Linked DNA regions of Homo sapiens: region 2 is linked to region 1. A link is a loop called in an ENCODE intact Hi-C map of the cell type or tissue named here. Cell type or tissue: heart right ventricle. All regions are shown on one strand. Links, peaks and the distances in the headings refer to the core of each region. The heading gives the core; the rest is flanking DNA. Region 1 overlaps SLC8A2 (solute carrier family 8 member A2). Region 2 has its middle 9.5 kb from the start of BICRA-AS2.

Region 1 (15,195 bases), core at 2,032-7,031:
TGGAGACACCAAAGCAGGCCCAGCCGTGGCAGTACTCGGTGGGGGGCACACAGGCGAAGAGCACCTTCCAGAACACCGTCAGGAAGTGCATCACGTAGTCAAAGCACGACGGCAGCCGCTCCTCCCGGGACCCGTCCTCCTCCTCCTCCTCGTCCCCTGTGGGCACACGACCCAGCTGGGGCATACACTCAGACTTCCTTCCTTGCCTACAGAGGCCCCATTTTGTCTAACTTCCTGACAGCAAGTCCCATTGAATGAACTTCTTTCCCAGAATCCCTTGCACCTACCTGTGGCCAAGTCAACTGCTAAAAACAGTTACTTTCCCAGAATCCCTTGAAGCTAGGAGCTTGATTGGGCCCAGGTGAAAAATATTTACTTTCCCAGAATCCTTTGGATCTAAATATGGCTAAGTCAGCAGTAAAAACAGTTACTTCCATAGAATCCCTTGGAGCTAGGGGCATGACTGAGTCCAGGTAAAAAAATTTTACTTTCCCAGAATCCCTTGCACCTAAGTGTGGCCATGTCAGCAGCTAAAAACAGTTACTTTCCCTGCATCCTTTGAAGCTAGGAGTGTGAATGGGCCCAGGTGACAAATATTTATTTTCCCAGAATCCCTTGCACCTAAATGTGGCCAAGTCAGCAGCTAAAACCCATTACTTTCCCAGAATCCCTTGAAGCTAGGAGCATGAATGGACCCAGGTGAAAAATATTTAGTTTCCCGGAACTGCTTGCACCTAAATGTGGCCAAGTCAATGCTAAAAACAGTTACTTTCCCAGAATCCCTTGAAGCTAGAGGAAGCCACATCTGCCCAGCTAAAAACATCCAGTTCCCCAAGACCGTTTGCTGCCAGGGACAGCCATACCCCTAGCTAAAATTATTCATTTTCCCAGAAGCCTTCACAGCTGCTGAAAGCCAGTCCACAGCTAGAAGTATTCACTTCCTCAGATTCACTGCAGCTAACCAGAGCCACAGTCTCCACTAAATGTACTCACTTTCCCAGAATCCCTTGCAGCTAGAGGGCTATATACCCAGCCAAAATTAATCACTTTCCTAGAATCCCTTGAGACTAGCAACAGCTATGGCCTCAGATAAAAATATGGTATTCACTTTCCCAGAATCCCTTGCAGTTGGCAGTTGCCATGTCCCTGGCTAAATACTTGTTTTGCCAGAATTCCTCCTGTGAGTGACTATCTGACCCAGTCTGCCAATGAGATATAAACAGAGGGTTTCTGGAAAGCCCTGGCTTTCCTGATGTGGGCATTGGGTTACAGATGTGTTTTCTGAGCTTTGTAAATGATGCCTCATGCTTAGAGCTGTATCACCTATTGTGACCTAATTTGACCAGCTTTTGACCTGCAGTGACTTTTTTTTTTTTTTGAGACAGAGCCTCCCTCCGTTACCAAGGCAGTAGTGTGATCTCAGCTTACTGTAACCTCCGCCTCCTGAGTTCGAGTGATTCTCATGCCTCAGTCTACTGAGTAGCTGGAATCACAGGTGTGCACCACCCCACCTGGCTGATTTTTTTGTATTTTTACTAGAGATGGGATTTCGCCATGTTGGCCAGGCTGGTCTTAAACTCCTGGCCTCAACTGATCTGCCCTCCTAGGCCTCCCAAAGTTTTGGGATTACAGGTGTCGGCCACCGTGCCCAGCCGACCTGCAGTGGCTTTTATAACCTGAAAGCCCTAAGGCAGTGTTTTGTTTACCTCACCCTAAGCTGATTAGTATAAAGCAATGAATGAGAATCAATGAGCACACTTGTGTGTGGCACGCATTACATCTGGAAGGATGCTCATGAGAACGAACGTAGCTCCTGACCAGTCACTGCTGAACGCATCCCTAACTGATGTAAGACATGGCTGAGGTCAGAGCAGGGAGGCCACGCTCTTTGGGAGAGAGGTGGCTGCTATTACCGCATCACTATGTCAGTTGAGGCTTCTGCCTGCCCTGCTTCAAATCCTTCCTTGGTTCTTGTACTACCTTCAAACCCAGGCCCACATGCCTAGGCTTGGCATTCTGCGGACTCTGGCCTCAGCTGACTTCCCCAGCTGCTCCCCTCTACAGGGAGGCTCGTGGTTATGCCTGTCACTCTGAAGTCACCTCTCTGGTGTCCAACCCTGGATCCACTGTGTGATCCTGAATCAGTGTCCTCACCTCTCTGGGCTTCTGGGTGCCTATCTGTGATAAATAATTGGACCTGCTTCATGGGAAACTTGTGATGACAGAATGAGTTGGTTCATGTAAAGTGCTGTCAACGGTCTCGGACACCTCCAGCGTTATTACTGTTGTTTCGATTGTTATGATTGAAGGCCTTTTTTGGTGCCTGGGGGAAATTCAAAGATGCTCCATGCCAAGTCCAGCCCACAAGGAGCTTACAGTAGGAAGGGAGGTAAAGGAAGTACAAAAGCTCTGCGACAAGATGGGACCCGACTCATCTCCTAAGGGAGTGAGGACTACCCTTCTCCCTCACCCCTCCAGCAGCTCTGTGCTCGCACAGCAAAGAACCAAAAGGCACGTGCTGAACAAAGTGCAAAGTGACCAAGCTCTGATCCAGACACTGAGGATACATTAATTAAAATGAGTTCACACAGGAAATAAATTTCCAACCATGCCTGGCACTCAAGACACGATAGGGTCAGCTGGGCACAGTAGCTTACACCTGTAATCCCAGCACTTTGGGAGGCGGATGTGGGCAGATCACTTGAGGTCAGGAGTTCAAGACCAGTCCGGCCAACATGGTGAAATCCCATCTCTACTAAAAATACAAAACTTAGCCAGACATGGTGGTGGGTGCCTGTAATCCCAGCTACTCAGGAGGCTGAGTCAGGAGGATCGCTTGAACCCAGGAGGAGGAGGCTGAGGAGGCTGCAGTGAGCCGAGATCACACCACTACACTCCAGCCTGGATGACAGAGACTACATATCTCAAAAAAAAAAGACATGATAGGGTCACCGTTGTCATAATCAGGATTATTATTACAGTTATTATTATTGTTATGTTGTTATTCTTCCTCCACCCCGATCTAATCACCTGATCTAACCACCTGGTTTCTATAAACCCACAGCACGATGTACGCTGGGTCTCTACGACCGCCACCTCCCACCTCGTTTCAGTTCCGCCTCATCCTCCGTCTCCACTAAGTCCCCAGAGGAAGGAAATGCTCCGAAGCTCAAAGAGCCCCTTGCCATCTCCCCGTTGTTCGTGGAATGAACCTCAAAGGAGCCTCTGCAGGGCCCGTCTCCTGCTAGTTTCTTTTCTTCGTTTTTTTTTTTTTTTTTAGACGGAGTTTCGCTTTGTTGCCCAGGCTGGAGTGCAATGGTGCTATCTCGGCTCACCGCAACCTCTGCCTCCCAGGTTCAAGCGATTCTCCTGCCTCAGCCTCCTGAGTACCTAGGATTACAGGCGCAGGCCACCATGCCCGGCTAATTTTGTATTTTTAGTAGAGACGGGGTTTCTCCATGTTGGTCAGGCTGGTCTCGAACTCCTGACCTCAGGTGATCCACCTGCCTCGGCCTCCCAAAGTGCTAGGATTACAGGCGTGAGCCACCGCACCCAGCCTCTACTGCTAGTTTCTACAGCCTCTACCCACACCCTCTCCACTTTCCTCCCACAAGCTCTCTCTAGCCCCAGGGGCTTCCCCCATTCAAAACCCTCCATGGCTCCCCAGTGTGTTCAAATGCCACCCAAGCTCCCTACTGTGGTCCACAAGGAGCAGTGTAGAAATGTGCCGATTTCCAGCCTCATCCTGGTACCTCTTCCTCCCGCCCAACACCAGGCACCCACCCAAAAAATGTGCCATAATCTCGCACACTCCAGGGCTTCTGTGCTTGGCTCTCCCTCTGCCTGAAACACTCTCCCTGTCTTCTCCCTCCTCCTGGCTGACATCTTTACCCATTTGAAGACTCAGCTGGGAAGCCACCCCCTCCAGGAAGCCCTCCCTGACTTTCAGGCTGGGTTAGGAACCGCATCAGGGCTTTCCTCCGGGTCTCCCATCCCAGCCCTGCCTACTCTGGGTTGTCTGTGTCTTGTGACATGTCTGTCTCCTGCACTGGGCTGTAAGCTCCATGACAGGGCCAGAAATCACTTCTGTGTCCCTGGCAATGTCTCACATAGGGTCGGGCCCAGAAGATCCCTCAGAAGTATGTCAGAAGAATGTGGCTTCAGAGGGAGATGCCACTTTGTTTCTACTGGGCAAACAGTCTGGTGTTTCTAGGACTGCTGCCTTGTATTTTCCCATCCCCTTAAGCCTGGTTTCTTTGGATCCTGCTCGCCCAGTTTCTTTGCAACCACAATTCCATGTACGCCTTCAGTCCCCAAGAGCTGGGGCCTTAACCCTGATGTTATGTAAGAGATTGAAGCCCTGAGCTCCGACCTCGGGCCTTTTCTGGACTCCCTGTGGGACTTCAGGCCACTCCCTCCTCTGTCTCTGAGCCTCAGTCTCCCCAGTCCATATCACAAAGGGCCAGTGTTGGCTTCCAAGACCGTCAGTGGGTACAAGTGTCGTAGTGTCTCTAGCCACAAGGGGGCAGTGTGGGCCTGTCTGAGGCCAAGGAGGGTGGTGACCCGCGCAGGTAGGAAAGAGCTCGGTGCCCTGGTGACTGTCTCCAGGGCAACGGAGGAACCCAGGCTCTCTCTGGGGTGGCCACACCATTTAATCTGTTCCCACCCTCCTGATGCCTGATGCTGGGAGAAAGCCCAGGCTGGGAACCCTCCCGGTTCAGCCCAGAGCCAAACACAAACCCTCCCAGCCGCTCCAGCCACCACCTCTCCCTTCTCTGCCCTTTCTGTATCCTCATCTACCTGCCTCTCCCTCTCCCCGGCCCATTTCAGTTTGCACCGTTCATTCTGTCTCATGTCTTCTCCATGTCTCTCTGATTCTCCCTGTGTATTTCTGTGTGTCTCTCTCTCCTGCTTGTATTTTTTTTAGAGACAGCGTCTTGCTCTGTTGCCCAGGCTGGAGTGCAGAGGCACGATCATGGCTCATTGCAGCCTCAAACTCCTGGCCTCAAGCAATCCTCCCGCCTCACCCTCCCAAAGCGCCAGGATTCCAGGCATGAGCCACCGCGCCCGGCCTGTTTATCTTTGTGCCTGTCTCTCCATTCATTTCTCCCCCTTTCCCTGTGTCTCTGTCTCTCCATCTTTCTCTCTTCTCTCTCCTCCCTCCCCACTTACCTGCGCTCACCGTAATTGCCTCTAAAAACTGCTCCCTCCATGAATGGGTCCCAATTACCAAGGCCAAGTTCGTTTTCTTGATGAGTTTATCCACCGTGTTCTGGGGATGAGAGGGTGGGGGAGAGGTCACTGCCCCTGAGCGAACCAGGGAAGCTCCATGTTGGGTCCTGGGTCGGGGGCTCACAGCCTGTGCCCAGGGGTCCTCAACTTTCCACACCCCCGTTCTGAAGGCAAGCAAGGAAAAGGGAGGCATGTGCTGTCCGTGGTCCTGACGTGGGACCCTTCTTTGGCTTGATCTTAGGAACCTTGTGGCTCCCCGCTTTCCGGACCCTCCCCAAGGAAATGAACCAGGCTGGACTCCAGGAAGGTGAGGCCCCGGAAAATCACCTTAAAATCATATGACTCCTCGATGATGACCTCCAGCCGGCAGTTCTCCCCAAGAACTGGCTTGCCCATCTCTGCTATCCTCCGAGCCTCCTCCTCCTCGGCTGTTAGCTTCCTGTCCCCATCCCCTGCAGCATGAGGGGTGGGGGTTAGACTCCTGGGAGACCTACCTAATTGGGCCTGTGACGCCTTTACTACCTGTCCCCATAGTTAGAGAAAGCCTATCTGTTCTCCTCTGGGAAGCTCCTTGGTGACTCCTCCCAGCCTCCCACCTGACCACCGTCTCCTTCAACCCTGAGGTCCAGCTCCCAAGGGTTGGTTCATGATCTTTAGTTGGTGGGCTCTGGGGTTCGTATGGTGGAGGCTGTGAGACTTTAGGCAATACCTGAGCCTCTCTGTGCCTTAGTTTTCATAACTGTTAAACGGGCACAATAATTAGTACCTACCTCATGGGGTGGTTGTGAGACTTAAATGAGTTAATTCGTGTGAAGTGCTTAGAACAGTGCCTGGCACACAATAAATATTCAATACATGTTACTATCTTTATTATTATCACCAACATTATCATCATCGTTGCCACCCTGATAGGGGAGGCCTGGTCTCTACATCCAGTTTCTGGAAACATCCTAGAGTGTGGCTGACATGGTAAGGAAAGGGGAGGACATCCGATTTTGGCACAAATCTTGGAACCAGACCCACCTACATCCTGGTCCTGAGCTCGCTTCTCTCCCCAAAGTATGCTGACCCCTGACTCCAAGCCCAGCAGCAGCCCAACCCTAATTCTGGTCCCTAACTCTGAGCTGGACTCTCACTGTGGCCCCAAATGGAAGCCTGTCATCAACACTGACTCCAAACCCCAACCCTCAGCCCTGGATCTGACCTCAGCACAACCCTAGCCCTAAACCCTAATCCCGACTCTAACATTCACCATAACCTGGAGCATCAATAACCCCAAGCCAAATCCCACACTCTATCTCCAGATCTAACTCCAGTCCTACACCTGACCTCAAACCTCAGTCCCAACTCCCAACTCTGACACCATCACTCATGAGGAGCTTGACCACACGGCAGAAGCTGAAGTGTGTTCACCTGAACCTGTTTCCTCTCCTTCCTGGGCAAAGAGCTGAACTACATTTCCCAGCCTCCCTTGCAGCTGGGCGTGGCCACGGCCTGAGTTATGGACACTAGAATGTGGGCAGAAGTGATGGTCAGTCCCTCCAGGCTTAGCCCCCGAAAACCTCCCATGTGAGCCTCGAAACTCTCTTGCCCTGTTCACCAGCAGCAAACCCAGCCACAATGCCAAAGCTCCCTGGCACAGTGGAGTCACAAGATGGAATGGCCACATGGCAGAAGAAAGCCACCCACCAACTAGGAACACTCTCGTAAAACTTTGCCTGAGAGGCCAGGTACAGTGGCTCATGTCTGTAATCCCAGCACTTTAGGAGGCCAAGGCAGGTGGATCACCTGAGGTCAGGAGTTCGAGACCAGCCTGGCCAACATGGTGAAACCCCATCTCTACTAAAAAATACAAAAAAAATTAGCTAGGTGTGGTGGCAGGTGCCTGTAATCCCAGCTACTCGGGAGGCTGAGGCAGGAGAATCTCTTGAACCCCGGGGGGTGGAGGTTGCCATGAGCCGAGATCGCACCATTGCACTCTAGCTTGGGCAACGAGAGCAAAACTCCGTCTCACAAAGACAAACAAAGAAACAAAAAACAACTTTGCCTGAGCAAGAAATAACTTTTTTTCTCTCTTCTCCCTCCTTCCTTCCTTTCTTCCTTCCTTCCTTCCTTCCTTCCTCCCCTCCCTCCCTCTCTCTCTCTCTTTCTTACTTTTCTGAGATGGAGTCTCGCTCTGTCACCCAGGCTGGAGTGCAGTGGCACGATCTCGGCTCACTGCAACCTCCACTTTCCAGGATCAAGTGATTCTCCTGCCTTAGGCTCCTGAGTAGGTGGGATCACAGGTGCCCACCACCATGCCCGGCTAATTTTTGTATTTTTAGTAGAGACAGGGTTTCACCATGTTGGTTAGGCTGGTCTTGAACTCCTGACCTTAAGTGATCCGCCCGCCTGGGCCTCTCAAAGTGCTGGGATTACAGACATGAGGCATTGTGCCCAGTAAAGAAATAACTTTTATTGTGTTAAGCCCCTGTGACTTGTCGGTCAGTTTGTTATAGCAGCTTGTATTGCTTCCTCCAACGAATACAATCTTTAATCTAACTCTAATCCTAACCACGGATCCCAATTCTGATCTTGACTCCAAAATGACTTTGTCCATCTCCAAGCCACTGACCTTAGCCCTAACTCTTACTCCAATCTCTGACCTTGGCCCCAATTCTAACCTAAATTCCTCAAACTCTATTACTCACCTCAAAGTCCAACTTTAGCTTTGACCTAAATCTGACTCTAATTCTAATCTGATCCCACCAGCAGGAAAGCACCTCCACTGTGACTCTCACCTTAACATGGTCCTAACCCCGATCTCCAATCCAAACCCCACCTCACTCCTAATCAACCCCAAACTGGATTCTCTCTGACCTCACTCTCACAAACCCAGATCTGATTGTATGACTTACAACCCTGATTACAGACATAATCTTTTGAGATGGAGTCTTGCTCTGTTGCCCAGGCTGGAGTGCAGTGGCACCATCTTGGCTCATTGCAACCTCTGCCTCCCGGGTTCAAGCGATTCTCCTGCCTCAGCCTCCCAAGCAGCTGGGATTCCAGATGCCTGTCATCACACTCAGCTAATTTTTTTTTTTATTTGAGGCAGAGTTTCGTTCTTGTTCCCCAGCGTGGAGTGCAATGGCGCGATCTCGGCTCACCGCAACCTCCACCTCCCGGGTTCGAGCGATTCTCCTGCCTCAGCCTCCTGAGTAGCTGGAATTACAGTTGTGTGCCATCAGGCCCGGCTAATTTTGTATTTTTAATAGAGACGGAGTTTCACCATGTTGGTCAGGCTGCTCTCTAACTCCTGACCTCCGGTGATCCACTCTCCTCGGCCTCCCAAAGTGCTGGGATTATAGGTGTGAGCCACCGCACCTGGCCTCACCCAGGTAATTTTTGTATCTTTACAAGAGATGGGGTTTCACCATGTTACAGACATAATCTTGACCTCCAAAATGCTAACTGTAATCCCAAACTCATACAGGCACCACCAACTCTCAGGCCAGACCCCACTGTCCCCCAGCCCTGAATCTGCCTTTATCTCACCTCCAATCTGCCTCAAACCCAACCTGGAAGAGTAGCTTTGGGGCTGGGACCCTCCCCCAGGCCCTCTTCCAGTGGCTCCTCCCCACTCAGAGCCCAGAGGTGACTTCACTCACCTTGATTGAGTAGCAGAGCTGGGGAGAGACAGAGACAGGCAGACAGTGAGATCAGTTCCCCACGAAGCTCAGGTCCACGAGCTTTAAGGAGTGCCTGCAATTGAGCCCCTGAAAGTCCCCCGACCCTGGACCCCTTACTTCTCCCACAGCCCACTGGTCACCCCTCACCTGAAATCCCTCGCTTAAGCCACTGGGGCTGGCCCAGCTCAATGAAGAAATTATCCTTTTTCTCATATTCCTCGTCATCAACTATCTTCACCTGAAGAGTTTTCCTGTGCAGGGGGTAAGGGGGAGGCAGAACACTCAGTGTAAGGCCCCCTCCCCAGACTCACCAGGCAACCCTCCTGGCAGCCACCCAGTTTTCCAAGCACCTCCTCTGTCCCAGACTCCACAATCTCATTTACTTCTCACCACCACGCAGGGAGGAAGGCTCTATTATCATCCCCATTTGACAGAAACAAAACCAGGCACTGGTGAGGAAGCTGAGTCTGATTAAAGTAAAGCATTCTGGGTGCGGTGGCTCATGCCTCTTATCCCAGAACTTTAGGAGGCTGAGGAGGGAGGGTTGCTTGAGGCCAGGAGTTCAAGACCAGCCTGGGCAATATATTGAGAGCCCATCTCTATTTATATTAAATAATTTATTTTAAAAAATAGGCCGGGCACGGTGGCTCACGCCTGTAATCCCAGCACTTTGGGAGGCCGAGGCGGGCGGATCACGAGGTCAAGAGATTGAGACCATCCTGTCCAACATGGTGAAACTCTGTCTCTACTAAAAATACAAAAATTAGCTGGGTGTGGTGGCACATGCCTGTAGTCCCAGCTACCTGGGAGGCTGAGGCAGGAGAATTGCTTGAACCTGGGAGGTGGAGGTTGCAGTGAGCTGAGATCATGCCACTGCACTCCAGCCTGGCAACAGAGCGAGACACCATCTCAAAAAATAATAATAATAAAAAAATAAAGCAAAGCGGTATGAGCTCATGGTTGAGACAGGATTTGAACTTACAACTGTCAGAATCCAGACTGTTAACCCCTGCACTCCAGCCCAGCCACTATGGTCTCCTACCTAGATTACTAGTTGCCTGCTAAACAATCCCATGCTTCAGCCTCACCGCCCACAGTCTGTTCCTTCAAGAGCAGCCAGAGTGATCCTGATAGAACCAAAGTCAGACCGCATTCCTCCCCTGTGCAAAACATTTGCAAGGCTCCTATCTCTCACAGAATGAAAGTCAAAGTCCTTAGGATGGCCCACAAGACCCCCTGCAATCTAGCACTCATTCCCTTTCTGGCCTCCTTGCTATTCCTTGAACAAGCCAGGCCTGCTCATGCCTCAGGGCTTTTGCACTGGCTGTTCCCTCTGCCTAGAACACTCTTCCCCCAGGCTCCCTTCCTCAGTTCTTCATTCAAACTTCACCTTCTCAATGGGGCCCACTTCTTCCATCTTATTTAATAGTGAAATCCCTCACTGCTCCCCCTCCAGCACTCCCTTATACTGCTCTGTTGTCTTTCTTTTTAATGTATTTATTATTATTTTTGGAGACAAGATCTTGCTGTGTCACCCAGGTTGGAGTGCAGTGGTGCAATCATAGCTCAATGCAGCCTCAAAGTCCTGGGATCAAGCGATCCTCCTGCCTCAGCCTCTCATGTAGCTGGGACTACAGGTATACACTACCATGCTCAGTTAATTTTTTATTTTTTGTAGAGATGGGGTCTCACCACATTGCCCAGGCTGGTCTTGAACTCCTGCCCTCAAGTGATCCTCCCATCTTGGCCTCCCAAAGTGCTGGGATTACAGATGTGAGCCATGGCACCTGGCCTGTCTTCTTTAAATATCACCTTCTAACACCCTCTAACATTTATTTAGTTTATTGTTCGTCATTTACCATTTGCTTCCCCATCTTTAAATTTAAGTTCCCCCAGGTAAGTTCATTTATGTTTTTTGTTTTATCTCCAACACCCAGAACAGTCCCTGGCATAGAGCACACCCTCCATGCATATTTTGCTAACTCCAATCCTTCAGCACAGAAAACCCTCAGCTTCCTGCTCTCTGTCCCAACCAGATCTGGAGAGTTAACCAAGTGCTGATGCTAACTGATTTTCTCAGCATCTCTGCTCCTATGGTAACCAGGGGGTGGCAGGAAACAGCCAGAAGTTACCTGTCACCTTCAGGCACATAATCCACACCCCTCGACCCCAAAGACCCACAAACCCAGAATGCCCACAGCTTTGCCACTGGCAACTCTTTAGGCTGTAGGAACCATGTAGTCCCACAAGGCCTGGCCCCAGAACCCAAAAACACAAACACCCAGCCCACACAGTCACCCAATCGAGGAAGCACAGCCGATCACACCGCCCACACCCACACGCCATCACACCCTACAGCCATTCCCACTGCAGTGGCAAGACTGCATGGACCAGATGCCCGTCAGTTAGCACGACTCCCCCACCACAGCCTTGGCGACATCGCCACCCTGCAGCCCCTCACTGTGGTACCACGTAGACGCTCCTACCTTATATCTAACTCCTGACGCCTCTTGGTGTCTCTGTTTACTTCCTTCAGTGCCTCTCTGCATCTCTGTCCCTACATTTTCCATCTTCTTTTCTCTCTCTGCCTCTCTCAGCTTCTCTGGGTCTATCTCTCCATCTCTGACTCTGTCTCTCTGACTCTCCAGCAGTCTCTCTCTCTGACTCTGACTCTCTCCGTTCTCTGTCTCAGTCTCTTCTCATCTCTCTGCTCTCCCTTTTTTTGAAACAAAGTCTCGCTCTGTTGCCCAGGCTGGAGTGCAGTGGCATAATCATGGCTCACTGCAGCCTTGATCTCCAGGGCTCAAGCAATCCTCCCACCTCAGCCTCCTAAGTAGCTGGAAATATAAGCGTGTGCCACCACACCTGGCTACTTTTAAATTTTTTATAGAGACAGGATCTCACTATGTTGCCCAGGCTGGTCTTGAATTCCTGGCCTCAAGTGATCCTCCCACCTTGGCCTCCCCAGTGCTGGGGTTACAGGTGTGAGCCACAGCACCTGGCCCGCCCTTCTTTATCTGGATTCTTCTCTCCCTGTCTCTGTCTTTCAGAGTCTAAAGAATGGAGTAACAAAAGTCAACACACTTCAAGCAGAAGAGTTTCAATCAGGCAGTCATTCAAAAGACGCATCTCAACACACAAACACGCACAAGACACAGCGACACCCGCGCAAGGACAGGCGCACACAAGACGGCCATGTGGGGACATCCGCCCACCTCCACCCTCCTGGTTTCAGGATATTTTCAATTTTCTGTGGGTGGAAAGAAAGGGCCGCCCCCGACCTCGGCGTGGGCTGTGAGCTGTCCGCGGTGCTGAAATGCTGGGGCCGGCGAGGAGGGAGGGTCTCCCGAGACATGCTCCTCACACACCCTGACACACACAGACAGCTGCCGACACAGTGACATGCTGACAGGGTGACACACACACCTCTGTCGCTCACTCTCGCAGACATGCTGCGATCCGCTGACACACAGTGACTGACGTGCAGTGACAGGCACGTCAACTGCGCCTGGCAGGCGCACCCTCAGGGGACCCAAATGCAGGAGAAACCCAACGCGCAGGAAACAGCAAGAGGGACTCGAGCTAGACCAAGACAGGACTTCCTGAGATCAAAGGAAGCAGATTTCCTCCCCAGCCTGCCCCCTTGTTTCCTGAAAACTCCACTCTCCTGCCCTTCTCCCCTGCCAGTCTCTGATCTCAGACCCAGTCTCCTCATCCTGTCTCTCACTGACCCAAACTCCCTTTTCTCTCTGCAGCATCGTGAGAACCTCTCCTTCCCTGGGTCAGTCTCTCTCCTCCATGAATGTCTTTATCGCGTCTCCATCTCTCTGCCTTTCAGTCTCCCTCCATCTCAGCTTTCAATATCCACCTCTCTCCCTCCCTCAAAGCATCTCTGTCTCTGTGTCTCTTCCTTTTTTTCGGGGGTGGGGTGGGTGGGAGATGGAGTTTCGCTCTTGTTGCCCAGGCCAGAGTGCAATGGCGTGACCTCGGCTCACAGCAACCTTCGCCTGCTGGGTTCAAGCGATTCTCCTGTCTCAGCCTCCCGAGTAGCTGGGATTACAGGTGCATGCCACCAGGCCTGGCTAATTTTTGTATTTTTAGTAGAGACGGGGTTTCATCATATTGGTCAGGCTGGTCTCGAACTCCTGACCTCAGATGATCCACCCGTGTTGGCCTCCCAAAGTGCTGAGATTACAGGCATGAGCCACCGTGCCCGACCTCTAAGTTCCTGTCTTTCTGTGTCTCTGTCTCTCTGTTCTGTCTCTGTTTCTCTCTCCAGTTCTGTTATTCTGTCTTCAGCTCTCCCTGTGTCTATCTCTGTGTCTCTGTCTCTGTCTCTCATGCTCTCCCTGCCACCCCATCTCTGGGTGTCTCTCCTCCATCTCCAGCCCAGCTGCTTCAAAGCGCCTCTAATTAGTGCCTGCCCATCAGAGGAAGGAAGAGTTTCCCTAAACACTAATTAGCCTCCTGTTCTCTGTCTTCTGAAGCCACAGCTGGGAGCTTGTGGGGGTGGGGGACAGAGGGTGTCCCAGCCTGGGGAAGCCATGTGGGGGAGGACAGGGCCGTAAGGTTGCAGCAGCAGGAGGGAAGCAGGTTGGACTATAAGAAGGACCGGAAAAAGCAGAAAGAAAACTCTCCATTCCCCCATCTCTTGGTGTGAGAGAGGGGTCTGGGATGGTGCCTCTCGCAGCCCCCAACCCAAGTTCTCAACAACCCTCAGACAGAGACCAAGCCAGACAGAGAGAGAGAAGGAAAGGTGTGGAGTGTGCCTGAAATATAAGCTGAGTCAGAGAGCGAGGTGCTGGGGACAGACAGCTGCAGATGAACAGAGACGCAGAGACCCAGAGAGAGACAGCCCAGGGAGTGAGAGATGCAGAGATGCAGAGGGAGAGACGGAGAGACAGCGAGAGCAGTGAGAAGCTGAGTGCTGCCCGAGGCGGAAGCGCAGAGGCTGGGAGGAGGAGGGAGGGGGAGCGCGGTGGGGACTCCGCTTGAGTAGGAGGCGCGTGGGCGGCACGGAGGAGGGAGACAGACGGGCATGCGGGGGCGGAAGAGAGCGGGCAGAGGAGGGGCAGGCGCTGCCTGCATCCTGGGCAGGGGGGTGGGGGAATGTGAGGCTTCAGGCACACATTGGGGGACACTCGGTCACCTGTGTAAGGGGTGGCCAGGGATCTGGGCGTGAGAACAGCCCTGACTTAATAATTTAGTGTACGTGTCCGTGATTTTATGTGTGTCTGCGTGTTTTTTTTCTTTTTTTGAGACAGGGTCTCACTGTGTCGCCCAGGCTGGAGTGCAGTGGGTGATCACAGCTCACTACAGCACCTAACTCGTGGGCTCAAGCCATCTTCCTGCTTTGGCTTCCCAAGTAGCTGGGACTACAAGTGCACACCACCATGCCCAGCTAATTTTAAACAATTTTTAGCAGAGTAGAGGCTGATCTCCAACTCCAAGGCTCATGCCATCCTCCCGCCTCAGTTTCCTAAAGTGCTGGCACTACAGACATGCGCCACCACTAATTAGAAAAATTATTTTTAGAGTAGGAGTCTTGCTATGTTGCCCAGGTTGCTCTCAAACTCCTGGCCTCAAATGATCCTCCTGCTTCGTCCTCCCAAAGCGCTGGGATTACAGGTGTTGACCACCACGCCTGGCCCTGCCGTGTGTGTCTATGTGTGTGTGGTGCGTATAAATGGCTTTGTGTCCAATCTGTAAACGTCTGTCTACATGTGTGTGTCTGAGTGTATCCAGCCAGCCCACCTCCCCAGACCCCATTTTCCTAAATCCCAGCCCTCAGGCTCCCCAGTGTCTCCCCAGGCCCTGCCCTGCCTTCCCAGGCCCCCAGATTCCAGCACCATCTTTTCCCAAATCCTCGCCCAGATTCGCGTTAGGTGCCCCGCTATTTCCCCAGGTTCTTCCTCATACCCAGAAGCCCCACCCCTTCCCTAGCTCCGCGCGCCCAGGCCCCACCCATCTTGTTAGGCCCCGCCTTCTTCCGCAGCCCACATCCATTTTCCCATTTCCTGATGTCGTATGTCCAAACCCAGACCCCACCTATCGCCCTGGACCCGCCCCCTCTCCACAGCCACCGACAGCGTCTCATCTCCACAAGCCTCTCCCCACATCTCCCTGGGTACTCTTCAGCACACACTCCACGAGCTACCAATTAAGGCCCCACACCGCTCTCCCCAGGCCCCGTCCCATCTCTCCTCACCTCGTCCCCCCTTCCTCCTTGGGGCCCTCTTCTCACCTGTCCGGCCACCCTTCTAGGCCTCGCCTCTTCATTTCACAGTCACAACCC
Region 2 (15,195 bases), core at 6,575-11,574, 160 kb after region 1:
TGGGAATATATGAAAAACCATTGAATTATACATTTTAAAATGATGAATTTTGAGCCAGGTACAGTGGTGTGTGCTTGTAATCCCAGCTACTTTGGAGGCTGAGGCTGGAAGACGGCCGGAGCCCAGGAATTCAAGACCAGTCTGGGCAACATAGCAAGATCCTGTCTCTACTAAAAAAAATTAAAAATTGGCTGGGCGCAGTAGCTCACGCCTGTAATCCCAGCACTTTGGGAGGCCAAGCGGGGCCAGCCTGACCAACATGGAGAAACCCCATCTCTACTAAAAATACAAAATTAGCCGAGCATGGTGGTGCATGCCTGTAATCCCAGTTACTCGGGAGGCTGAGGCAGGAGAATTGAGAACTTGGGAGCCGGAGGTTGCGGGGAGCCGAGATCATGCCATTGCACTCCAGCCTCGGCAACAAGAGCGAAACTCTGTCCCCCAAAAAATAAATAAATAAATAAGGAGTTTTATGGTAGGCAAATTATATCAGAATTTTTCTTTTTTTTTTTTTTGAGACTGAGTCTTGCTCTGTTGCCCAGGTTGAAGGGCAGTGGTGTGATCTCAGTCACCAAAACTTCTGTCTCCTGGGTTAAAGTGATTCTCCTGCCTCAGCCTCCCAAGTAGCTGGAACTACAGGCACCCACTACCATGCCCAGCTAATATTTTGTGTTTTTAGTAGAGATGGGGCTTCACTATGTTGGCCAGGCTGGTCTCAAACTCCTGACCTCAGGTGATCCTCCCTCCTCGGCCTCCCAAATTGCTGGGATTACAAGCATGAGCCACCGCACATGGCCGAATTATGTAACAATTAAAAAAAACAGCAAACACTTTAATGACTGTAGATTACCTCTGGGGTCAAACCCCAAATCCCTGGTGTACCTGCAAGTCTGCCCTGTCCCTCAGACCATCTCAGCCAAACTGCTGACTTTCTAGCCACCTGCCTTTCCTCCTTCCCCAGTGCTAGGCCTTTGCATCTCCTCTTCCCTTCCACCCTCATCTGACAACTCTATTCATCTCACAAGTCTTAGCTGACTGGCCAGGAGCGGAGGCTCACACCTGTAATTCCAACACTTCAGGAGGCCAAGACCAGAGGGTTGCTTGAGCCCAGGAGTTCAAGACCAGCCTGGGCAACATGGTGAAACCCCATCTCTACAAAACATACAAAAAACTTAGCCAGGTATGGTGGCACGCATCTGTAGTCCCAGTTATTCGGGAGGCTGAAGTGGGAGGATCACCTAAGCCCAGGAAGTCAAGGCTGCAGTGAGCCATGATCATACCACTACACTCCAGCCTGGGCGACAGACTGGGACTCTGTCTCAAAATTAAAATTAAAATTAAATTAGGCCAGGTGTGATGGCTCATGTCTGTAATCTCAGCACTTTGGGAGGCCAAAGTGGTCAGTTCACTTGAGGTCAGGAGTTCAAGACCAGCCTGGCCAACATGGTCTCTACTAAAGATACAAAAATTAGCTGGGCGTTGTGGCAGGCACCTGTAATCCCAGCTACTCGGGAGACTGAGGCAGGAGAATGGTGTGAACCCGAGAGGTGGAGTTTGCAGTGAGCCGAGATAGCGCCACTGCACTCCAGCCTGGGCAACAGAGCGAGACTCCGTCTCAAAAAAAAAAAAAAAAAAAATTAAACAACCTGGAGCTTGAGATCGGCACTGGAAGTAGGGAACAGGCTTGGCTCAGTGGCTTACACCTGTAATCCCATCCCAGCACTTTGGGAGGCCAAGGGGGACGGATCATTTGAGCTTCAGAGTTCAAGACCAGCTTGGCCAAAATGGTGAAACTGTCTCTACTAAAAATACAAAAAATTAGCCAGGTGTGGTGGTGGGTGCCTGTAATCCCAGCTACTTGGGAGGGAGGCTGAGGCATGAGAATCACTTGAACCCCGGAGGCGGAGGTTGCAGTGAGCAGAAATCACACCACTGCACTCCAGCCTGGGTGACACAGGGAGACTCCATCTCAAAAAAAAAAAAAAAAAAAAAAGAGCTCAGTAACTCAGGCCTATAATCCCAGCACTTTGGGAGGCCAAGGCGGGCAGATGACCTGGGGTCAAGAGTTCCAGACCAGCCTGGCCAACATGGCGAAACCCCATCTCTACTAAAAATACAAAAATGACTTGGTCGTGGTGGCGGGCGCCTGTAATCCCAGCTACCTGGGAGACTGAGGCAGAAGAATCGCTTGAACCCGGGAGGCAGAGGTTGCTGTGAGCTGAGATTGTGCCATAGCACTCCAGCCTGGGCAACTCTTTTGAGACAGAGCGAGACTCTGTCTCAAAAAAAAAAAAGAAGTGGGGGGCAATCTTGTGGGACTCAGCCTTCAACCTGTGGGATCTGATGCTGTCTCCAGGTAGATAGTGTCAGAAGTGAATTGAATTGGAGGACAGGCTGGTGTCCCCTGGGGGGAGAAGATCCCCCTCATATCTAGTGACAGAGCGTGTTGTGAGTGTGTCGTGGGACAAACTGTTTGTGTATTCCTCTATTCTCAGAATTCCCTGCACTGTCTTTTCCTAACAATTCCTCTTTATCCTCCTCCTCCTCCAGGAAGCCTTCCCAAACCCCAGGCTGGGTCAGGTGCCTGCTCTGAGCTCCCACATCCCCAGGACTCACTCCCCCTATCCACTTTAGGGAGAAGTCTGTAACCTCCACAGACCCGAGAGTTCCACGAGGTAGACCCCAGGGTCTCCCAGTAACCGCCACAGAGCAGATACCGACAAACACTCATTGCATTGACCTAACCTCACTCCACCACCATCTCCCCAGACCTCTCGGTTCTTGCCTTCCACCAGCCCCTCACCAACCATTTTTGGCTCTTCTCCTTGCCTATGCTGCTGCCATATGTATGATTTTTTATTTTACTTAATTTAATTTAATTTATTTATTTAAGGTGGAGTCTTACTCTGTCACCTAGGCTGGAATGCAGTGGGGCCATCTTGGCTCACTGCAACCTTCACCTCCCAGGTTCAAGCGATTCTCCTGCCTCAGCCTCCCCAATAGCTGAGACTACAGGCACACACCACCACACCCAGCTAATTTTTTTCTCTCTCTTTTTTTTTTTTTTGTTGTTGTTGAGACGGAGTCTTGCTCTGTTGCCCACACTGGAGTGCAGTGGTGTGATCTCGGCTCACTGCAAGCTCCACCTCCCGGGTTCACACCATTCTCCTGCCTCAGCCTCCCAAGTAGCTGGGACTACAGGCGCCTGCCACCACGCCCGGCTAATTTTGTTTTATATTTTTAGTAGAGACGGGGTTTCACTGTGTTAGCAAGTATGGTCTCGATCTCCTGACCTCGTGATCCGCCCACCTCAGCCTCCCAAAGTGCTGGGATTACAGGAGTGAGACACCGTGCCCAGCCACGCCCAGCTATTTTTTTTTTTTTTTTTTTTGTATTTTTAGTAGAGACGGGATTTTGCCATGTTGTCCAGGCTGATCTCGAACTCCTGATCTCAAGTGATCCACCTGTCTCAGCATCCCAAAGTGCTGGGATTATAGGTGTGAGCCACCGTGCCTGGTCTGTATTATTTTTTATTTTTATTTATTTAATTATTATTATTTGTTTTTGAGATGAAGTTTCACTCTTGTTACCCAGGCTGGAGTGCAATGGTGTGATCTTGGCTCACCACAACCTTCGCCTCCCAGGTTCAAGCAGTTCTCCTGCCTCAGCCTCCCAAGTAGCTGGGATTACAGGGATGCACTACCACGATCGGCTAATTTTGTATTTTTAGTAGAGATGGGGTTTCATCATGTGGGTCAGGGTGGTATCCAACTCCTGACTTCAGGTGATCCACCCACCTCGGCCTCCCAAAGTGCTGGGATTACAGGTGTGAGCCATCACACCCAGCCTTATTTCCCACGCCGAGACAGAGTCTTGCTCTGTCGCCCAGGCTAGAGTGCAGTGGCAACATCTCGACTCACTGCAAACTCCGCCTCCCGGGTTCAAGCAATTCTCCTGCCTCAGCCTCCCGAGGAGCTGGGATTGCAGGCATGTGCTACCAGGCCCAGCTAATTTTTGTGTTTTTAGTAGAGACGGGGTTTCACCATGTTGGCCAGGCTGGTCTCGAACTCCTGACCCCGTGATCTGCCTGCCTCTGCCATCCAAAGTGCTGGGATAACAGGCGTGAGCTACTGAGCCCAATCAATTTTTAAAAATCATATATACTCAACACCTTTGCTTTTAAAAAACCCTTAAGCATTTTTTAAAATACAATTTTGTTTTATTTCAGATGGAGTCTTGCTGTTGTCGGCCTGGGCTGGAGTGCAATGGCGCGATCTCAGCTCACTGCAACCTCTGCCTCCTGGGTTCCAGCAATTCTCCTGCCTCACCCTCCCGAGTAGCTGAGATTACAGGCGCCTGCCACCACACCCGGCTAATTTTTGCATTTTTAGTAGAGACAGGGTTTCACCATGTTGGCCAGGCTGGTCTTGAACTCCTGACCTCAGGCGATCCACTCACCTTGGCCTCCCAAAGGGCTGGGATTCCAACTATGAGCCACCGAGCCCGGCCTATTTTTTCCTCTTTTGATCGTGATGATTCTAGTGGGTGTGAGGTTGTATCTCATTGTGGTTTTGACTTCCATTTCCCTAATACTGATGACTGAGCATCCTTTCCTGTGTTTCTTGGCCATTTCCTCACCACCTTCTGCAAGCTGACCTCAGCCCTCACCACCTCACTGAACCATCATTTCCACCTTCACCAGTCCAGTGGTTTATCTTAATTTCCCTTCTTTTCTCTCTCAGCAACTTTGGACACTTCCTCCCTCGCCAGCCATTCTTGGTCTTCGTCTTCCTTTTCTGGAGAGAAATGTAAGAACTTAGGCCAGTTAGTTAACTTCTCTGTGCCTCGGTTCTTCATCTGTGAAATGAAGATGACAACAGCTCCTACTTCAAGGTTGCTGTGAAGATTCCATCAGCTAATGTATGTAAAGGGCTCAGAAGTGTTGGGAGGCCTTGGCCAGGCGCGGTGGCTCACGCCTGTAATTCCAGCACTTTGGGAGGCCGAGGCGGGTGGATCACGAGGTCAGGAGTTCAAGACCAGCCTGGCCAAGATGGTGAAACCCTGTCTCTACTAAAAATACAAAAAATTAGCCGGGTGTGGCAGCGGGCGCCTGTAATCCCAGCTACTCGGGAGGCTGAGGCAGAGAATTGCTTGAACCTGGGAGGTGCAGGTTGCAGTGATCGAAGATCGTGCCACTGCACTCCAGCCTTGGCAACAGACCAAGACTCCGTCTCAAAAAAAAAGAAGTGTTGGAAGGCCCAGGCAGGCGCATCATTGGAGCCCAGGAGTTTGAGTCCAGTCTGGGCAACATGGTGAAACCCTGTCTCTACAAAAAATACAAAAATTAGTCAGGTGTGGTGGTGTGTGCCTTTATTCCCAGCTAGCCAGGAGGCTGAGGTAGGAGGATTGCTTGAGGCCAAGGGGTTGAGGCTGCAGTGAACTATGATTGCCTGTAGTCCCAGCTACTCGGGAGACTGAGGCAGGAGAATTGATGGAACCTGGGAGGTGGAGGTTGCAGTGAGCTGAGATCGCGCCACTGCACTCCAGCCTGGGTGACAGACGGAGACTCTGTCTCAAAAAAATAAATAAATAGGCCAGGCGTGGTGGCTCACGCCTGTAATGCCAGCACTTTAGGAGGCTGAGTTGGGGAGATCACAAGGTCAGAAGATCGAGACCATCCTGGCCAACATGGTGAAACCCTGTCTCTACCGAAAATACAAAAATTAGGTGGGTGTGGTGGCTCATGCCTGTAGTCCCAGCTACTCTGGAAGCTGAGGCAGGAGAATTGCTTGAACCCAGGAGGCGGAGGTTGCAGTGAGCCAAGGTTGCGTCACTGCACTCCAGCATGGCGACAGTGAGACTCTGTCTCAAAATAATAAAAATAAATAAATAAATATAATTTTAGGAAAAGTCACCAGAAATTCAAAACAAAAACAAACTCCGTTGCAGAAATCGGATGTGAAAATTGTTCACTTTCATTCAGAATCTGCGGGTCGGCCAGGCGCAGTGGCTCATGCCTGTAATCCCAGCACTTTGGGAGGCTAAGGCAGGCGGATCATGAGGTCAGGAGATAGAGACCATCCTGGCTAGCACAGTGAAACCCCGTCTCTACTAAAAACACAAAAAATTAGCCAGGTGTGGTGATGGGCGCCTGTAGTCCCAGCTACTCCGGAGGCTGAGGCAGGAGAATGGCGTGAACCCGGGAGGCAGAGCTTGCAGTGAGCCGAGATCGTGCCACTGCACTCCAGCCTGGGCCACAGAGTGAGACTCTGTCTCAAAAAAAAAAAAAAAAAAAAAAAAATCTGCGGGCTGAAGCCAGGTGCGGTGGCTCATGCCTGTAATCCCAGCACTTTGGGAGGCTGAGGTGGGTGGATAACAAGTTCAAGAGATCAAGACCATCCTGGCCAACATGGTGAAACCCCGTCTCTACTAAAAATACAAAAATTAGCTGGGTGTGGTGGCACACACCTGTACTCCCAGCTACTTGGGAGGCTGAGGCAGGAGAATAACTTGAAACCAGGAGGCAGAGGTTGCAGTGAGCTGAGATCACACCACGGCACTCCAGCCTGGCGACAGAGCAAGACTCTGTCTCAAAAAAAAAAAAAAAAAAAAAAAAGAATAAACAGAATCTGCTTAAGATTCTTATATCTTTAGCTTTTAAAACAATACATCTAAAGACAGAAAACGTTTACATGGCACAGTGTAATGTGGTGATTAAGAGTATGAATTTTGGAGCAGGTGCAGTGGCTCACATCTGTAATCCCAGCACTTTGGGAGGCCAAGGCAGGAGGATCTCTTGAGCCCATGTGTTCGAGACCAGCCTGGGAAACAGGACAAGACCTCATCTCTACAGAAAAATAAAAATAGATTAGCCAAGCATGGTGGTGGCACCTGTGGTCCCAGCCACTGTGGAGGCTGAGGTTGGAGGATCACTTGGACCCAGGAAGTCAAGTGGTGAACACGTTGTTGCACTCCAGTCAGCGAGATCCCTGCTAGAAAAAAAAAAGTATAAATTTTGGAACAGGGCTGCAAATCCCTGTGCCCCCTGACTCTGACAATTTTGCAACTTCTCTATGACTCAGTTTCCGTATCAGCAGGAGGTGATATTAGCATATCCTACCTGCTAGGATTGTTGGAGGCATTCAATGAGAGCATCCAAGTACAGAAAGAAGCTCGGTTAAGCATTACTTATAACTACATTGTAAATCCCCCTCTAGCCATGGGTGACTTTTATAGCCATCTGAACAATGTTTCACAAACCCTGTAGTAAAAAGGGGATGATCCGCCTGTCTCGGCCCCGCAAAGTGCAGGATTACAGGTGTGAGCCACCGCACTCAGCCGAGATCTGTTAACAGACTCCAAATCTCGACTTAGTCTCATTGCTGCAAGCGGTCTACTCATTCTCTCCTCCAGATCTTCGGGAACAGAGTAATAATAAAAATCAAAACCCAGCCAGCTCTTCCTCTGTCAGTGGTGTTGACCAGCAGAGACCGCTTCCCTTCTTAAAGGGGCCTTTCCTAGTTTCGACTTTCTCTTCTCTTTCCTAAGATGGCCTGGTGCGTTTCTCCTGTCACCCTCCCCCAAGCATAGCCAAGGAAGCGGCCCCTCCCACATAGTTGGAATGTTAAATATCTCAGTGATGACTACAAGGCTTAAAGCAACAAATAAATAAAGCCACTCTTGAGTCAGAATATTTTATTTGGTGGTGCATGAGTAACAATACCCGATAAATGAAGACACATTCTTAGCGTGTTCTCTATCCCCCAAACGCTGCGGGGTGCAGGGGCTGCGGGGGCTGCAGGTGGGAGGTCCACAGCCTCTAGGGCAGGAGCTCTAGGGCAAGAGCAGGAGCAAAGGGACATGTGGATGAAAACGGGAAATTCTCAGAATTTGTGTATTTATTGGATTTTTTGTGTGTATTTCTTTGAATGTTTTTGTGTATTTGATTTTTTTGTGTGTGCACGTATTTGAATATTTTGTGTGTATTTTTTTGAATAGGTGACACTAGGCTCAAACTTTACAAAGGTAGAAAAAGACCTAACATCCACCCACCCCTGTTTCCCCACGGAAAACTGCTGTGACCAGTTTGCTTTTTTTTTTTTTTTCCCTAGACAAAGTCTCGCTCTGTCACCCAGGCTGGAGTGCAGTAGCGGCTCACCGCAACCTCCGCCTCCCAGGATCAAGCGATTCTCCTTGCTCAGCCTCCCGAGTAGCTGGGATTACAGGCGCGCGCCACCATGCCCGGCTAATTTTTTGTATTTTTAGTAGAAATGGGGTTTTGCCATGTTGGCCAGTCTGGTCTCGAACTCCTGACCTCATGTGATCCGCCCGCCTCGGCCTCCCAAAGACCTGGGATTACAGGCGTGAGCCACCGCGCCCTGCCGCAGTTCGCTTCTGCTTTTCAAGATATTCTGTGTATTTAACAAGCAAAAGCTTGTATTTTTTCATCTCCACCTTTTACATTTTTATACCTTTTTTTTTCTCCTCTCCTACCTTGTCAGGCTACATAGCTCATACCGTGTCAGTTCAAGTATCCCTTCCTCGTTTTACGGTGACTCCGCATCCCATTGCGGGCCGCACCACTGCTTATCTGAGTCCCCCATCGATGGACAACTAGGTTGTTTCTGGTCTTTTTTTTTTTTTCCCACAAATTTTTACGAGAACAACAACAAAAAAAACAATGCTACTCAACCTCACCCCTTGGTTAGTGTTTGTCAAAAAACGGACAGGCAGAAGCCCCAACCTGCGCCCCCCAACGCCCGACTCTCCGCATCCGCCGAGGGTACCCCAGCTCCAGGGATCGCGGTGCTCAGGGACCGCGCGTCCAGGACTGGCCCTGCCTCCCAGAAGCTGTCAGGCGGCGGCCGTGGCCCGCTGTAGCCCCGCCCCGTGGCCCGCCCGCAGTAGGCCCGATTCAAATCTGGCCAATGATAGTGTGTAAACAAACCCAGGCCCCGCCTCCCGACGAATAATCCCCCGACCGGCGAGAGGCCCATTTAACCCGATGGGGTTTGGGGTTGGGACGGTGATGGAGTCGTGGCTCCGCCCCCAGACCTGGGCCAATAGGCGGCTGGGCTCCGCCCCCGGCACTTGCCGCGCTGAGGACCCGAGGCAGGGCTGGGCGCGCAGTTGCCTGATTTCGTGGCGGCTCGCAGTCTGGGCGCTCCGGGCGCTCGGCGCGGGCGGGCAGGGCCAGGAGCTGGGGCGGCGCACTCCGCGGTCCCAGCCGCATTTGAAGGGAGCGGTCAGAGGGCGGAGATCGCCCCGGCATCAATGCCCTCTCATCCCCCACTTTATTTCCACCGCCTAGCTGCTAAAATCCGGACCCGGAAACGTCTCCAATGGGAACTTGTTCCCCTCGCCCCTATTTAACAGAACCTGGAGGGGACGCAGGGGTGTTTTTGGATTGGGCAAGGCTTTCATTTCTTTCCCCTGGTTCTTACATGCATACGGGAAAATGCACGTATCTTGTGCGCCGCTCTACAGAAAACTAAAACTCCATGTGGCACCAGCAGCCTCCCAGGTCGAGAAACAACTTGGGTTGGAGAAATTTTCTTTTCGTTTCTTTGCTTTTCTTTCTTTCTTTCTTTCTTTTTGAGACGGAGTTTCGCTCTTGTCGCCCAAGCTGGAGTGCAATGGCGCGATCTCGGCTCACCCACAACCTCCGCCTCCCGGGTTCAAGCGATTCTCCTGTCTCAGCCTCCCGAGTAGCTGGGATTACAGGCATGCGCCACCACGCCTTGCTAATTTTTGTATTTCTAGTAGAGACGGGGTTTCTCCATGTTGGTCAGGCTGGTCTCGAACTCCCGACCTCAGGTAATCCTCCCGCCTTGGCCTCCCAAAGTGCTGGGATTACAGACGTGAGCTACCGCGCCTGGCCTGAACATTGTCATAATAAAATGTTTGGGGACAGGGGCAGATTTGGGTGCCTGACGATACACTCCCATTGAAGAGATGAGAAAATGGAGGAGCTGGAGAAGTGACTTGCCCTAGGTTCATCTGGTGACTCAGCCACAGAACACCTGGGTGTACTGATTTAGTCCCCACCCTGCCTGGCTGGCCTTGGGGACAAGTCGCTGAACCTGTCTGGGTCTGACTGCCTAACTCAGTGCTTAACCTAGGACTCATAACTTGCGCCTGATTCTCAAATAGAAGGGGCGTGTCACTCCCGAAGGACAGCAGGTCTCTTTCGATCTGGGCCCATATTGATCCCCAACACTGGTCTTTGGTCATCCCTTTGGCTGCCTCTGACCTTCCCCACTGATTCTAGAACAGTGTGGACCACACTCACTCATTAACTCTGAAACTTGGACAGGCTTTCCAGGATGTCAGGGGACAGACAGGACAGAGCAGGAAAAACAGACGTTTGCTCTCCCAGGGCAGGGATTGCCAGGGAATCAATGCCCTTTGATCCACCCCCTTAGTTCCACTGCCTGGTAGCTAAAACCCAGATGCTGTACCAAGGGATCGTTTAAAAAATTCCATTTGAGAATCATATGCAAGTTATGAGTCCCCCATTAAGAACTGAGTTGGTGCCTGTAATCCCACCACTTTGGGAGGCCAAGATGGGGGGATCACTTGAGGCCAAGAGTTCGAGACCAGCCTGGCCAATATGATGAAACCCTGTCTCTACTAAAAATACAAAAACTAGCTGGGCATGGTGGCGGGTGCCTGTAATCCCAGCTGCTTGGAATCGCTTCAACCCTTGGAGGCGCGCGTTGCAGTGAGCTGAGATTGCGCCACTGCACTCCAGCTTGCGTGACTGTCAAGAAAGAAAGAAAGAGAAAGAAAGATAGAGAAAGAGAAAGGAAGGAAGGGTGAGGTGGCTCATGCCTGTAATCCCAGAACTTTGGGAGGCCAAGGCTGGCAGATGACAAGGTCAGGAGTTCAACACCAGCCTGACCAATATGGTGAAAACCCGTCTCTACTAAAAATACAAAAAATTAGCTGGGCGTGGTGGTATGCGCGCATCTGTAGTCCCAGCTACTTGGGAGGCTGAGGCAGGAGAATTGCTTGAACCTGGGAGATGGAGGTTGCAGTGAGTCAAGATTGAGCCACTGCACTCCATCCTGGGCGACAGAGCGAGACTCCATCATCTAAAAAAAGAAAGAAAGAACGAGAGAGAGAGAGAGAGAGAAAGGGCTGGGCACGGTGGCTCACGCTTGTAATCCCAGGACTTTGGGAGGCTGAAGGCAGGTGGATCACTTGAGGTCAGGAGTTCAAAACCAGCCTGACCAACATGGTGAAACTCCGTCTGTACTGAAAAAAATAAAAATAAACATTTGCTGGGCATGGTGGTGCATACCTATAATCCCAGCTACTTGGGAGGCTGAGGCAGGAGAATTGCTTGAACCTGGGAGGCGGAGGTTGCAGTGAGCCGAGATCGCACCATTGCACTCCAGCCTGGGCAACAAGAGTGAAACTCCATCTCAGAAAAAAAGAAGAGAGGATAGAGAGAGAAGGGAAGGAAGGAAGGAGGAAAGAGAGAAAGAAAAAGGAGGGAAAAAGAGAAAGAAAGAAAGAGAAGAAAAGAAAAGAAAAAAGAAAAAGAAAGAAGTAACTGAGTTGAGCAGTCAGACCCAGACAGGTTCAGTGACTTGTCCCAGGGTCACTCAGGCAGGGTGGGGACTAATGGCTATCAGCCATGGCTAGGCATGGGGCTGGCCTCTTTTTATCTTTTTTTGAGACGGAGTTTTGCTCTCGTTGCCCAGGCTGGAGTGCTATGGCGCGATCTTGGCTCACTGCAACCTCCGGCTTCCGGATTCAAACAATTCTCTGTCCTCAGCCTCCTGAGTAGCTGGGATTACGGGCATGTGCCATGATGCCCAGCTAATTTTGTATTTTTGGTAGAGACGGGGTTTCTCCATGTTGGTCAGGCTGGTCTCAAACTCCCGACTTCGGGTGGTCCACCTGCCTCAGCGTCCCAAAGTGTTGGGATTACAGGCGTGAGACACCGTGCCCGGCCTGAGTTTTTTTGTTTTTTTGAGACGGAATCTCCCTCTGTCACCCAGGCTAGAGTGCAGTGGCGCGATCTCAGCTCACTGCAACCTCCCTCTTTTGGGTTCAAGCGATTCTCCTCCCTCAGCCTTCCAAGTAGCTGGTACTACAGGTGCGCACCACCACGCCCAGCTAATTTTTTCTATTTTTGTAGAGATGGGGTTTCGCCGTGTTGCCCAGGCTGGTCTCGAACTCCTGAGCTCTGGCAATCTGCCCACCTCAGCCTCCCAAAGTGCTAGGGTTACGGGCGTGAGCCACTGCACGGGGCCAGGGCTGGCTTCTTGTTGGTGTCCTCTGCACCCTACCAGAGCCATTCCAAGTGGCATGGCCCCAAGACCATCTCCCTAAGAGGTCAGGTGTGTGTATGAGGTGGGTGGATGTTGTTAATATCTATTCAGCAAACTTTTATTGAGCATTTACTAAGCACCAAGCACTGTTTTAGGGGCAGTGGATATTCTACAATGTACCAAAGGAACCTGGGAACTGCCAAAAAGGGCATGACCAAGGGAGGTAAACTGAGGCTCGCAAACCGAGGCTAATTAAGCGACTTATTTGCTTACTTGCTTGTTGGCTGTGTTGCCTAATAGATTGTGAGTTGTGTGGGAGGCAAATAGATTGTGAGTTGTGTGGGAGGCAAATAGATTGTGAGTTGTGTGGGAGGCAGGAACCCGGGTGGTGTTGGTCACCACAGGATCCTTGACACACTAGATACTAAAAAAATATGAATGAATAGACTCTGACGAAGTCTCCAGTGAGTCCCCTAGTTCTGAGTCCCCCGGGGCTGGCAGCTATGACAGAAACACAAGTGCTACACTTCAGGTCCCAGTGTACAGTGACGGCTTCAGATGAGGGCTGCGTCTCACTTTGTGGGTGCGTGACTGGGCAAAACACTTCCCTTCTCGGAGCCAATTGAGTTTTCTACACTGTATGATGGGGGTAACTAAAGGTCTCTCCCCTGTGGGCAGTTCTCATCAGAAACTGTGTTCACCACCCAGTTAACACTCTAAAAGTGTAGCTCCATCAGTGGCTGTGGAAGTGCAGAGTTAGGAAGACTCAGACTATACAAACATAAAGTAAAAAAAGTGTATACTGCTGCTTCTCAGAGGGTCCACACACCTCCAGTGGGTGGTGGATGATCACTGCTTGTTTTTGTTTTTTTGTTTGCTTGTTTGTTTTGTTTTTGAGATGGAGTCTTACTTTTGTTGCCCAGGCTGGAGTGCAATGGCGTGATCTCAGCTCACTGCAACCTCCGCCTCCCAGGTTCAAGCGATTCTCCTGCCTCAGCCTCCCCAGTAGCTGGGATTACAGGCGTCTTCTACCACGCCCAGCTACTTTTTGCATTTTTGTAGAGATGGGGGGGTTTCACCATGTTGGCCAGGCTGGTCTCGAACTCCTGACTTCAGGTGATCCACCTGCCTCGGCCTCCCAAAGTGCTGGGATTACAGGCGTGAGCCACCGCGCCCGGACTTGTTTTTGTTTTTGTTTGAGACGGAGTCTCACTCTCGCCGAGGCTGGAGTGCAGTGGCGTGATCCTGGCTCACTGCAACCTCCGCCTGCCGGGTTCAAGCAATTCTCCTGCCTCAGCCTCCAGAGTAGCTGGGATTATAGGTGTGCGCCACCATGCCTGGCTAATTTCTTTTGTGTTATTATTATTATTTTTTTGAGACAGAGTCTTGGGCTGTTGCCAGGCGAGTGCAGTGGCGCAATCTGAGCTCACTGCAACCACCACCTCCCGGGTTCAAGTGATTCTCCTGCCTCAGCCTCCTGAGTAGCTGGGAACACAGGCACATGCCACCACGCCTGGCTAATTTTTGTATTTTTAGTAGAGACGGGGTTTCACCATGTTGGCCAGGCTGGTCTCAAACTCCTGACTTCAGGTGATCCACCTGCCTCGGCCTCCCAAAATGCTGAGATTACAGGCATGAGCCACCGTGCCCGGCCTGTTTGTTTGTTTGTTTTGAGACAGACTCTTGCTCTGTTGCCCAGGCTGGAGTGCAGTGGCGCAATCTTGGCTCACTGCAGCCTCGACCTCTGGTGTTCAAGCAATTCTCGTGCCTCAGCATACGCCACCATGCCGGGCTGATTTTTGTATTTTTAATACATTAGATTTTGTAATTTTTGTATTTTCGCTGCGTTGAACAAGATGCTCTGGAACCCCTCACCTCAAGTGATCTGCCTGCCTTAGCCTCCCAAAGTGCTGGGATTATGGGTGTGAGCCCCTACACACCTGGGCCATGGAGGCTTTTTTTTCTTTTATTGCATGATGCCTAGGTTTGGGGTACGAATGAGCCCGTCACCTAGGTACTGAGCATAGTACCTGAAAGTTAGTTTTGTTTTGTCTTTTTTTTTGAGACAGAGTCTCACTCTGTCGCCCAGGCTGGAGTGCAATGGCATGGTCTCGGCTCACTGCAACCTCTGTGTCCCGGGTTCAAGCGATTCTCCCACTTCAGCCTCCCAAGTAGCTGGGACTACAGGCATATGCCACCATGCCTGGCTAAGTTTTGTATTTTTAGTAGAGACAGGGTTTCACTATGTTGGCGAGGCTGGTCTTGAACTCCTGATCTCGTGTTCCTCCTGCCTCGGCCTCCCAAAGGGCTGGGATTACAGGCATGAGCCACCATGCCCGCCCCCGAAAGTTAGTTTTTCAACATTTGTCTCCTATCCCTACCTCCCCACTCTGGTAGTCCCCAGTGTTTATCTGTCCCATCTTCATGTCCATGCATACCCAATGTTTACCTCCCACTTATAAGTGAGAAGATGAGGTATTTGGTTATCTGTTCCTGTGTCAGTTTGCTTAGGATAATGACCTCCAGCTGCATCTGTGTTGCTGCAAAGGACATTATTTCATTATTTATTTATTTATTTATTTTTGAGACAGAGTCTTGCTCTGTTGCCCAGCCTGGAGTGCAACGGCGCTATCTCGGCTCACTGCAACCTCCGCCTCCCAGGCTCAAGTAATTCCCTTGCCTCAGCCTCCCGAGTAGCTGGGACTACAGGTGCCTGCCACCACACCCAAATAATTTTTGTATTTTCAGTAGAGATGGGGTTTCCCTTTGCTGGCCAGGCTGGTCTCCAACTCCTGACCTCAAGTGATCCACCTGCCTCGGCCTCCCAAAGTGCTGGAATTACAGGTGTGAGCCACCGCACCAGGCTTCATTCTTTTTTATGACTGCATAGTATTCCATGGTGTACATTTAT

What was found. A loop is a pair of places that touch in the nucleus more often than their neighbours do. Peaks named below come from ENCODE experiments on the same cell type or tissue, not always from the same donor. Only the 100,000 strongest peaks of a DNase experiment are listed, where the experiment ranks them.
Region 2: a loop joins it to region 1, with 4 times the contacts of the local background. A loop is called at or near these places in 25 of 110 quality-filtered maps.

Annotation. Positions count from the first base shown.
Region 1 is chr19:47,432,290-47,447,484 of GRCh38, forward strand. It overlaps SLC8A2 (solute carrier family 8 member A2), which reads right to left. Exons shown (of 10, transcript NM_015063.3): 5 at 9,048-9,151; 6 at 8,880-8,897; 7 at 5,560-5,684; 8 at 5,173-5,272; 9 at 1-156. Among named protein-coding and RNA genes, the nearest start is that of MEIS3, 20 kb to the left of the region's middle. RefSeq lists enhancers at 4,305-4,806, 14,358-15,195 and silencers at 9,753-9,900, 13,922-13,971, 15,178-15,195. In heart right ventricle, for the core only: a CTCF peak has its summit at 4,526 (motif pointing right); a DNase peak (open chromatin) is centred at 4,532; H3K27me3 peaks cover 3,664 bases.
Region 2 is chr19:47,591,495-47,606,689 of GRCh38, forward strand. No RefSeq gene overlaps it. Among named protein-coding and RNA genes, the nearest start is that of BICRA-AS2, 9.5 kb to the right of the region's middle. RefSeq lists silencers at 8,893-9,082, 9,233-9,282 and an enhancer at 12,746-12,815. In heart right ventricle, for the core only: a CTCF peak has its summit at 9,150; DNase peaks (open chromatin) are centred at 7,567, 9,007 and 9,701; H3K4me3 peaks cover 2,945 bases; H3K27ac peaks cover 2,736 bases.